2 separate regions of the Homo sapiens genome follow, and region 1 is linked to region 2. A link is an interaction called in ENCODE POLR2A ChIA-PET data of the cell type or tissue named here. Cell type or tissue: OCI-LY7. All regions are shown on one strand. Links, peaks and the distances in the headings refer to the core of each region. The heading gives the core; the rest is flanking DNA.

Region 1 (5,393 bases), core at 182-5,181, 63 kb after region 2:
TGCATGTGGCCAACAAACGTGAAAAAATAGCTCAACATCACTGATCATTAGATAAATGCAAATCAAAACTACAATGAGATACCATCTCATGCCAGTCAGAATGGCGATTGTTAAAAAGTCAAGAAACAAGAAATGTTGGTGAGGTTGCAGAGAAATAGGAACACTTTTACATTTGTTGGTGGGAATGTAAATTAGTTCAACCATTGTGGAAGATGGTGAAGATTCCTCAAAGATTTAGAGCCAGAAATACCATTTGACCCAGTAATCCCATTATTGGGTGCATACTCAAAGGAATATAAATCATTCTATTAAAAAGCTACATGCACGTGTTTGTTCCTTGCAGCACTATTCACAGCAGCAAAGACATGGAATCAACCCAAGTACCTATCAATAACAGACTGGATAAAGAAAATGTGGTACATATACACCATGGAATACTATTTAGCCATAAAAAGAAAGGAGGTCATGTCCTTTGCAGGAACATGGATGAAGCTGGAAGCCATTATTTTCAGCAAACTAATGCAGGAACAGAAAACCAAACACCGCATGTTCTCACTTATAAGTGGAAGCTGAACAATGAGAACACATGGACAAGGGGAGGGGAACAACACTTACTGGGGCCTGTTGGTGGAGGATGGTAGGGAGAGAGCATTAGGGAAAAGAGCAATGCACCCTGGGCTTAATATCTGGGTGATGGGTTGACAGGTGCAGCAAACCATCATAGCACACGTTTACCTATGTAATAAACATGCACATCCTACACATGTATCCCGGAACTTAAAAAAATAAAATAAGATAATTATGATTTTTTAAAAAAAATGTCATAGAACTCGGTGGCTCAGACAATAGGAATTTATTCCTCACACTTTTGAAGGCTAGGAAGTTTAAGATCAGGGTGACAGCATGGTGGGTTCTGTTGAGGGCCATCTTGCTGGCTTGTAGATGTTTGCCTTCTTGATATATCCTCACATGAGGGAGAGAGAGCAAGAGCAAGCTCTCCAGGCTCTTCTTATAAGGGCACTATTCCCATCACGAGGATCTCATCCTCATGACTTAATCTAAACCTAATTACCTCCAGAAGACCCCACCTCTTAATACTATCACATGGGGGATTAGGGCTTCAACATACAAATGGGTGTTTGCAGCAGTCCTTCAGCACAAATATAAAAGAACGGCTTGAGAAATGGGTTTCTAAAACTAAAATGTTTCATCTAAAAGGCTGAGATAATTTCCTACATACAAACATTAATCATAATACATGCTAAATCATCAGGCATGATAAAAGCTGTATTTTATGATTTATGATAATTAGTTTAGAGAACTGAAGGGTATAACTAAACTTCTGACAAGGACTTAAAACTAGCTAAGTTCATTTTATTTTCAGATCCTAAATGCAAGGCATAAGGTTAAAAAAACTAGCTAAATTGATTTAAGTATTGTTGTAAGATCCTTATTTTTAAGTCATGAAGCATCAAAATCACAGTGTGATTTGATATACTCCATAAAAGATAAACAAATTACTGAACAAACCAAGTAAGAGAAGTTTGCTTTCCTCTATCTTTTACCCTTTTCCCTGGTCATCATCATATTCCCATAAGATCCAAAGTGTTCTTTTTTTATTTTTATTTTTTGCCTTTTCAGTCCTCCTTATAAGAGAATTAAAATAATATTAATAGTTTGCATGGCCGGGCGTGGTGGCTCACGAATGTAATCCTAGCACTTACGGAGGCCGAGGCGGGCGGATCACCTGAGGTCGGGAGTTGGAGACCAGCCTGGCCAACATGGAGAAACCCCGTGGAGAAACCCCATCTCTACTAAAAATACAAAATTAGCCAGGCGTGGAGGCGCATGCCTGTAATCCCAGCTACTCGGGAGGCTGAGGCAGGAGAATCGCTTGAACCTGGGAGGCGGAGGTTGTGGTGAGCTGAGATCGCCCCATTGCACTCCAGCCTGGGCAACAAGAGCAAAAACTCCGTCTCAAAAAAAAAAAAAAAAAAATTGCTTGCATTAGGGTTTTTGTTTTTGTTTTTGTTTTTGTTTTTTTGCCTAATATTAAACCTAATGGCAAAAACTGCAATTACTTTTGCGCCAACCTAATAATAACTGTAATAACTCTAGCTCACCTTCCTCAATCAAAATTAGCTAGAAAAATCATATTCTCCCTTCCTGACTAAACGGAGTAACTGAAATATCTCATGCATATGGCTGGCAAATGGCTTTGACTCTCATTTTGTCTCAGATCCTGTGGCTTGCCACTTCTTCATAGACTATAATCCATTCCTTTTCTATGAATAATTTTTTACTGAGATGGCTTGGCCTCACATATGTTGACATGTATATTAGGATGACATGGAGCTTTGCTATTCTTGAATTTTGCAGAGCTAAATGTAGGCTCCCATTCTAAATGTGATGTTACTAAGAAGGTAGGTATCTTCCTTTATCAGGTGTGGCCCCTTCATGTGCTTTTCCTACCATTTAATAGAGACCCAGAGACACAGTTCTTTGACACCACCTTTCCTTTATCTTCTTGTGTCCAAGCCTTTTTTACAAGTCACTATCAACTGGGTCAGAAGACAATCTGAGTGACACACGCACACAAAAGTACTCAAAATTGCCTCTCCCTTTCAACCGTTTTTTCCATTGTTTGTACCAGACTTCTGAAATTTTCTCCCTCCGCCTGAGTTCCTGCTTTATTAGGTAAACCTTTCCGAGGGGCTAAGTGGTAGTAAAATCAGCCCAGTTGTCCCATAGAGCTGATGTTTATGGTTCATTCTGAATAAACATAGAAATTTACCTTCCAAGTCTTAAAACTTGAGAAAGTTGCATTTGTCTTTTTAGAGTTCCTATCAGGCCTTCTAGAGAGTATCAAGGAACTGAAACTTACCAGATCACTGCATCTAGACAATGAGACAGCAGATGGCTCACCTGTTTTTACTGCCTAAACAACCACCTGCTTGCTATTGACCAACTCCTCTCTTCCTTACCACTTCCTAATTCTTGTTTTCCCCACATGTAATTACATTTCTTTCCTGATATATGAACCTCTCATTTTAGTTGTTAGAGAAGACGTACTTGAGACTGATCTCTTGTTCTCCTCAGCTGCAGCACCCAATTAAAGCCCTCTTATCTAGAGATACTCTTTGACTTAGTGATTGGCATTGTGTGTACTGAGTAGCAGGACCTAGAATGAACCCCTGGCATTTCTGTAACAGCAGCTCTTATTGATTTATTAATTAGAGGTATTTTTCCTGAAGGTCTCATCTTGAGTGCTGGTGAATCTGGTTGTTTCTATGCAACTCCTTGATGGAAAAAAAAAAAAAAAACCTAATGACATGCCTGAAAATTGAGTTTTAACATTTTTATTCTTTTCAATTAATTCAGTAAGTGGGCAGTTCTATTATTGGGATAAGTATTAGATACATCTGATTATGCTATGGTTATAAAGCTTGAGTGATTTCTGTGTGAAACTCTCACAGCGCAGACATTGCTAAAATATGAACCAGGCCACTTTGCCAATTATTGAACTATTTCCATGAGCTTTATGTAAAACTAATAGATAAAATTCCATGATTTTAAATTGTCTATCATACCATGTAAAATAAAATAAAATTATTTTAAATTCAAATAATATTGTAAGTAAAAAAACACACTATTTTATAAGCCCTTATCATTTATACTGTTTTTGACCATCACCTTTAAAAGAATAACTGTAGGCCAGCCTTATTATTCTTCATATTGCTAATAAGAAAACATGGGACACAGAGAAGTTAAAGGAGACACCTCAGATCACATAGAAATTTAATGGCAGAACTAGAACGGAGACTAGTGTTTCTGAATTTCTAGCGTCTTCATTTTTGGTCTATGGAGGGGTGCTGTTTCTTATTAAAAAGGACAACATAGTTATCCCATTTATTAATTAGCCTGCTATAACTTACATTCTAACAGATTCAATTTGGAATTTCTCATGGATTAAATAAAAAATGTTACTTAACATAATTTAAATTATCTATTAGCAACTTTGAGGGTGTTGTTTCCTCAAGTCCACAAAGCAAATCTCTTGCAAAACTGCTAAATGAGAAAAGATCACAGATTTTCAGATCACTGTCAATAGTGTAGTCTCACATAGATTTTTTTTGGGGGGAATTAAAATATATGTATAAAGACTTAAACATCCCTCTAAATTTAGTCTTTCACCAAATGTTTACTGTGTGCCTACTATGATACAGACATATTCTAGGTGCTAATAACACTTTATACAGAAAAGAGAAGGCATCTTAGCCTTCATGCAAATAATATTCTAGAAGGTGAAGGCAGACGATAAGATAAGGATGTAAAATGTACAGTATGTTATATGGTTATAAATACTGTGGACACACAAAAAAGGAAGGGGATAGGAATTGTTGTAGGTTAGAGATTGGGGGACCACCAACGACCACATGGAGAAGATGAGTCATGGTGAAAGTGATGAGCAACATGAGACTATGGGTCACCTGTGCCATCTGTGGGCAAAGCCTAAAAGTGTGGCTCATGTGTACAAGGGACATCAAACAATCTTTGGATGGATTGAAGCATAAAATGAGGAAGAGATAGTTTTAAAAAGGTGGCAGAGGACAAGATCATGTAGAATATTTTGGGTCACAATGGGAATTCAGGGTTTAATAAAAGTGAGTGGTGTGGGAGTAGAAGGGTGGCTTTCAGTTTTAAGAAGACAACTCTAGCTGCAATATTGAGAATAAACTCCTGGACATCCAAAGCAGAAGCAGGGAGTTCTCTGTTTTTTACTGTGCTGAAGACAGACATTTCTATTATTGGGTGATTTACATGGCAATCAAAACCTGTATGCAACAGTAGTGTACTGTTATTAAAGATCAGTGGAATTCTGTGCTAAGTGGCAGAATCTGTCATGGGAGGTACTAGATGGATTTTGGTACTCTTGGTTGTCAGGTCCTTTTGATCAATTGTTGGCAAATGATCCCAGAGCTGCAGTGAGGACGAGGAAGAGGTGCTGAATTAGTACAGTCACTTAGGAGTTGAAGTGAATTCACTCAAAAACCAAATTGACTTTCAAATAGTGGGATCTATTAGGCAGTAATGATTTCAGTGTAGGCAGAGTTTTTCTAGGCTGGAAGGTAGAGATTGTGTTACAGCATAAAAATAACAGGTATTCAGAAGGTCCAAGACAATCTTTTGAGAGTTGCCCAAATTTTTCTGGAACCACTGCCAAACCATTTAGAGTTAACAGAAGGGTTATTTTCAGATACTACATTTTTATTCTTGCAAAATAGCTCTGTTCAAAACATGGCTCAGTTCTCAGGAGAGCCTTTAAAATATAACTATTATTTTTACTCCCATGGTCAATGACAAGAAATGAACAGTCATAATCACTGAATAAA
Region 2 (5,393 bases), core at 59-5,058:
GTAGTCATCTTGTCATGGAGTTTTCTCTATGGCACTTTTGTTCTGTTTTGTCCTATTTTTTTTTCTTTAATTTATTTTAAAAACATTATATTTTAAAGCATCATTATTTTAAAAACAATTTACAAAACTAACCCTTAAATTATTCTATTGTCATAGAACTACAGGTGTCCATTTTAATATTGGGAAACAATCATTAGTACATGCTTTTAATGTGAATTAAAGCCTGCATTATTTACATTTTCAGATAGCTGCCATAGAAACACAGACAAATGTAACCCCCATGTCTTTTTTTTCATACAGCTGCATTTGCACCAAACTTGTTCATAAAACCATTTCAAAGCTATCAATAATTAATTTAAATAATTTATATACATGCTTCAAATTCACATTAAATTTTATTTAGCAACTACAAAAATATATCTATAAACACTACTGGAAGCCCTGAAATCCTTTCACTCTACTTATGCTAAAATTTGAATTTGTATTTTGCTGTATCAGTTGCCAGCCTGGCTTCAGCATTCCATAGTAGAGAGCTGATATTTGGAATTCGTGGACTCTATTGATTCATATCAGCTTTTTTAAAAAATAACGTACATATTTCTGCATCTTTGCACTTTTAGTCTGTTAGGGTTTTGATATTTAAAACATTTCTATCATAAACTAACACTGTCGCATCATAATTTTTGTTTACAAAATTCTTTCTTTATATACTGTAAAACTTTTAGAAAAGAATAGCTTTAATTTAGCCTCTGATCCTATCAATATATAGAGTTTTGTAAAGGGAAGACTTCAGAAACTATCAAAATTAGAATGACATAAAGTTCAAAGAAAAAACAAAAAGCAGAGCTCAAAAGATATTTTGCACATTTCCATGTCTTTGCTTCTTATAACAAAGAAGACAAAATTGTAACACAAGTCATAAGAAAAAAATGGCTTTTATTCCCTCTTGCCTGAAGCGATTGGTTTGAAAGTTGAGCTTTGAAGCAGACGCTTTCTAAAGCATTTATACTGAAAATAAAGAAAAATATATGTATTGTGCAATATCTTTCTAATTGTAGTATATTTCTTTTATAAAAAATGTCACACTACATAAGACTTAAAAGTCAAATTAACCCCACATAAATTTGAGTTGAAGGCAGTGATTTTCCCACCTAATTTCAATACATAATATACAGGCAATAAAATCTTCAAAGGTGGTTTCTAAAGGAATGATTTCCTTTGAGTTGTGTTAGTAATAAAAATGGCCTTCATTTGCTTCCAGTAAACCCAGAGGCAAAAGTCACTCCTAACACATAGAAATTTTTGATTATCTCTTGAAGGCAAGAATGACACATTGTTAGTTCTCACCTGTCAAGCATACAGTAAATTCATAAATGATGCTTTAATAATGCTAAATTATTAAAGCAGGTATAGAGATATAGCAGAAAGAACTGGAAAGCAGGAAAAAGGATTGTGGTTCTGGATTTGCTACTCGTTATTGGGTACTTACATTTCTGAGTCACTTAATGTCTCCCTGCCTCTTGATGTTGGTTAGATATCAAGGTTCCACTGATGATTTCTAAGGTCCCTTCTAGTAAGAACACCAGTTGACAAGGGACTCATTTACAAATTCAAGCATGCAAAAGGAAGTCACTTCTAATTTTTATATCTTGAACTTAATACTTTAGGCCTATTCTGCCTGATCTAACCTAGGTTAATTCCAGGTAAAACATTTTAGGTTAAGTTTAAATGCAGTTCCTAAGGGATTTTTTTCCTTTTCATCATTGTTCCTTGGTTGACCTCTATATTTTCATAAATTTAGCTGCATTGTCTGATCATTTGTTGGTGCCTCTCAGTGCCATGATCTGCAAAGGTGTGTACATCCTTCAGTCTGGATGTTGCCATTGCTAGCCTTCATACTGATATCCTCTGAAATACCTGCATCTTCATTTCCATAGCTCCCTCTTGTTACATTTCTATTTTACTAATACAATATGTTCATGTCAGCTGGATTTTGTCTCTTCTAACAAATGAAAATATGTTGGGGTCATAGGAAAATCCACCTGCTCCCTCATGTCATTCTAGAAACAGGAGAAGCTTTGTTGGCTGCCTCAACCTCATCTTACATAAAACTCATTTTTTTTTTTTTTGAGTCAGAGTCTTGCTCTGTTACCTAGGCTGGAGTGCAGTGGCTGATTTTGACTCACTGCAACCTCCGCCTTCCAGGTTCAAGCGATCTTCCTGCCTCAGCCTCCTGAGTAGCTGGGATTACAGGCACATACCACCATGCCAGGCTAGTTTTTGTATTTTTAGTAGAGACGGGGTTTCACCATGTTGTTCGGGCTGGTCTCGAACTCCTGACCTCGTGACCCTCCTGCCTCTGCCTCCCAAAGTGCTGGGATTACAGGCGTGAGCCACCACGCCCGGCCCATACAACTCACTTCTATACATCTTCCCAGTGAATGTCCATGTAGCTACTTGAGAAGCAGACAGATGTCTGCTTCTCATATGTCAGATTCTCTGACCTACCTGGAAATTGTTTTGTATCTCCTCACCGAGACAGGAATACAATCTAACGAGTGGACAGGCTGAAGATTTTCTTCAGAGAGACACCTCAGGGTCCTAATTTATTGCTTTGTTTTCTTTTATACTCTTTTTAATTTTTAATTTTCCCTTAGCTTATAGATTTTTTTTTTTTTTTTGAGACGGAGTTCCACTCTTGTTTCCCAAGCTGGAGTTCAATGGTGTGATCTCAGCTCCTCCGCTTCCCGGGTTCAAGCGATTCTCCCGCCTCAGCCTCCCGAGCAGCTATGATTACAGGCGCATGCCACTATTCCTGGCTAATTTTTTGTATTGTTAGTAGAAACGGGGTTTCACCATGTTAACCAGGCTGGTCTTGAACTCCTGATCTCAGATAATCCGCCAGCCTTGGCCTCCCAAAGTGCTGGGATAACAGGCGTGAGACACCGGGCCCGGCCTAGAATTTTAAATTACAGTTGTTTGTGCTTAAGAAGGAGGAAGGTCAAAAAGATCATGTCAGGTATTCTCTACATAATCATTAAGACAGAGCTTTATTTAGCCCATGATGTTCAGGATTTGAAATGTACTTTTTTTTTCCCTAAAACTACTGACATATTCCAAAAAGTACTGCCATTTTGAATTTCAACAGCTTGTTGCATTTTTTTTCCTACTTTGTCCTGAGAATATTAAAGATGGGTGGGTGGATTTGGCTTCTTGGGCCTGAGGAAGTCCAAATGCACAAAATAACCAGCATGTACAAATGTGCTAGGTAATAGCAAAACTATTTTTCTGCAAATAACTTGCAATGAAATTTTTTCCCTCAGTTTTTAAAGCATGATGCTTTTGGCTAGTGATTATTATTTACTTCATATACACACAAAGTTGATTAAAGTACAGAGTTATACATATATATTTATATATTTTTAATTCTGGAAAATTCTGAGTGTATTAAATGCTGGGAAGTTCTGCATGTACTTGGCTGGGAAATTCTGTGTACTTGGCTCTTTCCAAAAAGAGAAAAGAACTGTGTGCATTGTTTAATATTCCATTTCTGAAATACCCTGATTCATAGATCTGTGTTTCAGGAAAACATAGTAATGATTTGGGCTTGAAATGTTGCCTTTCAATAAACAATGTCAAAAGTAACTCACAGCAACCCCTTAAAGCCCAATATGTTATCAAAGTTTGTTCATTAAGTCCATAAATATGGGCATTAATGAAAGCCTTTACCAAACTATAATCAGAATTGTAAAACACTGAGGAATCTTATTTATAAAAATGTTGTTGTCAAATAACAGAGTAAGCTATAAATTATTCATGGACTATTGAGCATAACAAGTATCTGATATTACTCAATAACTAGGGACATTTTAATATAGGGGAAGCTCCCATTATGTTTTGTAATTGAATATTTGTTTTATGATATTTCATTATATTGGTTCATTGTTAATGCTACGAGATGACTATTCTCAGAAGAAATAAACTTTCACCATGGATTGGGAATTAGAAACAATAGAAAGAATGATAAAATAAATAAATTCATCATAAGAACTGAAATGGATTTTGGTTTTCAAAAATAAAGCTTGATTTCTTGTCAAACGTTTGTAGGTTTCTTGTCATGATGTGTTAGAAAGTCCAGTAACATTTTCCAAATTTTTCTGGAAACAACACTTTATGCATCATCATTATCACTAGGCATTATGATTGACAGATTATAATATTGTAACCAATGAGTCAGATAAAATATACATGAATACTAATCGAAGAATCAATTTTGTTATCATTTGAAACAAAAGAAATAAAAGAGAATGAATATAATCATTTTATACAGAGGAACCATACACGTAATTTTTTAAATAACTTAAAAGATTATTATTTAAATATTTTTATTTAAATATATTTTCAAATGAGAATGTTTATTCCTAAAATAATGAAAAATAAGCTACCTTCCATTTGCTTGCTCAATATTTTAAATAAAAACAAGTGCATTACTTGAAAAAGAACTGAGTCTAAACACTCTTTTGATATATATGTGTGAGGTAATATCTCCAATCTGTCTTACTACGAGCACAAAGGTTTATTTTAATTTTCCTACTCACTGCCAATGTTTTCTCCATTTTAAAAATTTTCTCCTTTGTAAGTACAAGCATATTACATGATTGTGTATAAAAACTGAAAATGAGTATAAACTCAAATTCAAATTTAAATTAATTAAAATTATATAAAATTAATCTGTCACACTAGTCACATATCTAAGGCTCAATAACTGCATGTGATTTTGGCAACTGTAATAGTGCATATATAAAAAATTTCATTATTGCTGATGGTTCTATTGTATGATGCTACCTTAAACAATTTTGAAACTATTTTTAATGATTGCATAACATCCCATTATGTTGTTGCATCCTAATTATTTAATTAGTCCTACATTGCTGTATATTTTCAGTGCTTGCATAGTGACATCTTTAGTTCTTTTTGTTGATATGGTAGTTGTGGTTGTGGTCGTGGTTTTGTTATTAGATATGATGCAATTGTAAATCATATATAACATTTTTTCATTTTTATTTTAGAAATGTTCTTACATTAACACTTTTTACTTCTGCATTCACAACTGAAGTTTCTGTAGCAGAAGTATTGGCTATGGTACAGAAGTCTAAAGAACTACAACTCTACGTAATGGGGAAAGAGTCTGAATTATTTTGAGTTTTAAATAGAGTTGGTAGGAGACATTTAAGCGATTATATATTAGGGTTTGTTTAAGAGTATTTAAGTTTTGTGGCCCTAAGGTAATTGTGAGCTCATAGTACTAAGTAAGCTCAGTTAGTACTTGAATGGTTTGAATGGCATTAGATGTATTCATTGAATACACTATCATACAGACCTTAGAGACAGAA

The links. ChIA-PET counts read pairs that join two places held together with the same protein. Peaks named below come from ENCODE experiments on the same cell type or tissue, not always from the same donor. Only the 100,000 strongest peaks of a DNase experiment are listed, where the experiment ranks them.
Region 1: POLR2A ChIA-PET joins it to region 2 with 11 read pairs; 3 of 35 experiments call an interaction of 5 or more read pairs at or near these places.

What each region holds. Positions count from the first base shown.
Region 1 is chr10:56,631,818-56,637,210 of GRCh38, reverse strand. No RefSeq gene overlaps it. Among named protein-coding and RNA genes, the nearest start is that of ZWINT, 270 kb to the right of the region's middle. In OCI-LY7, for the core only: CTCF peaks have their summits at 4,319 and 4,519 (motif pointing left); DNase peaks (open chromatin) are centred at 2,240, 2,930 and 4,500; H3K4me3 peaks cover 819 bases; H3K27ac peaks cover 4,608 bases.
Region 2 is chr10:56,694,360-56,699,752 of GRCh38, reverse strand. No RefSeq gene overlaps it. Among named protein-coding and RNA genes, the nearest start is that of ZWINT, 340 kb to the right of the region's middle. In OCI-LY7, for the core only: no CTCF peak of the experiment used is centred there; no DNase peak of the experiment used is centred there.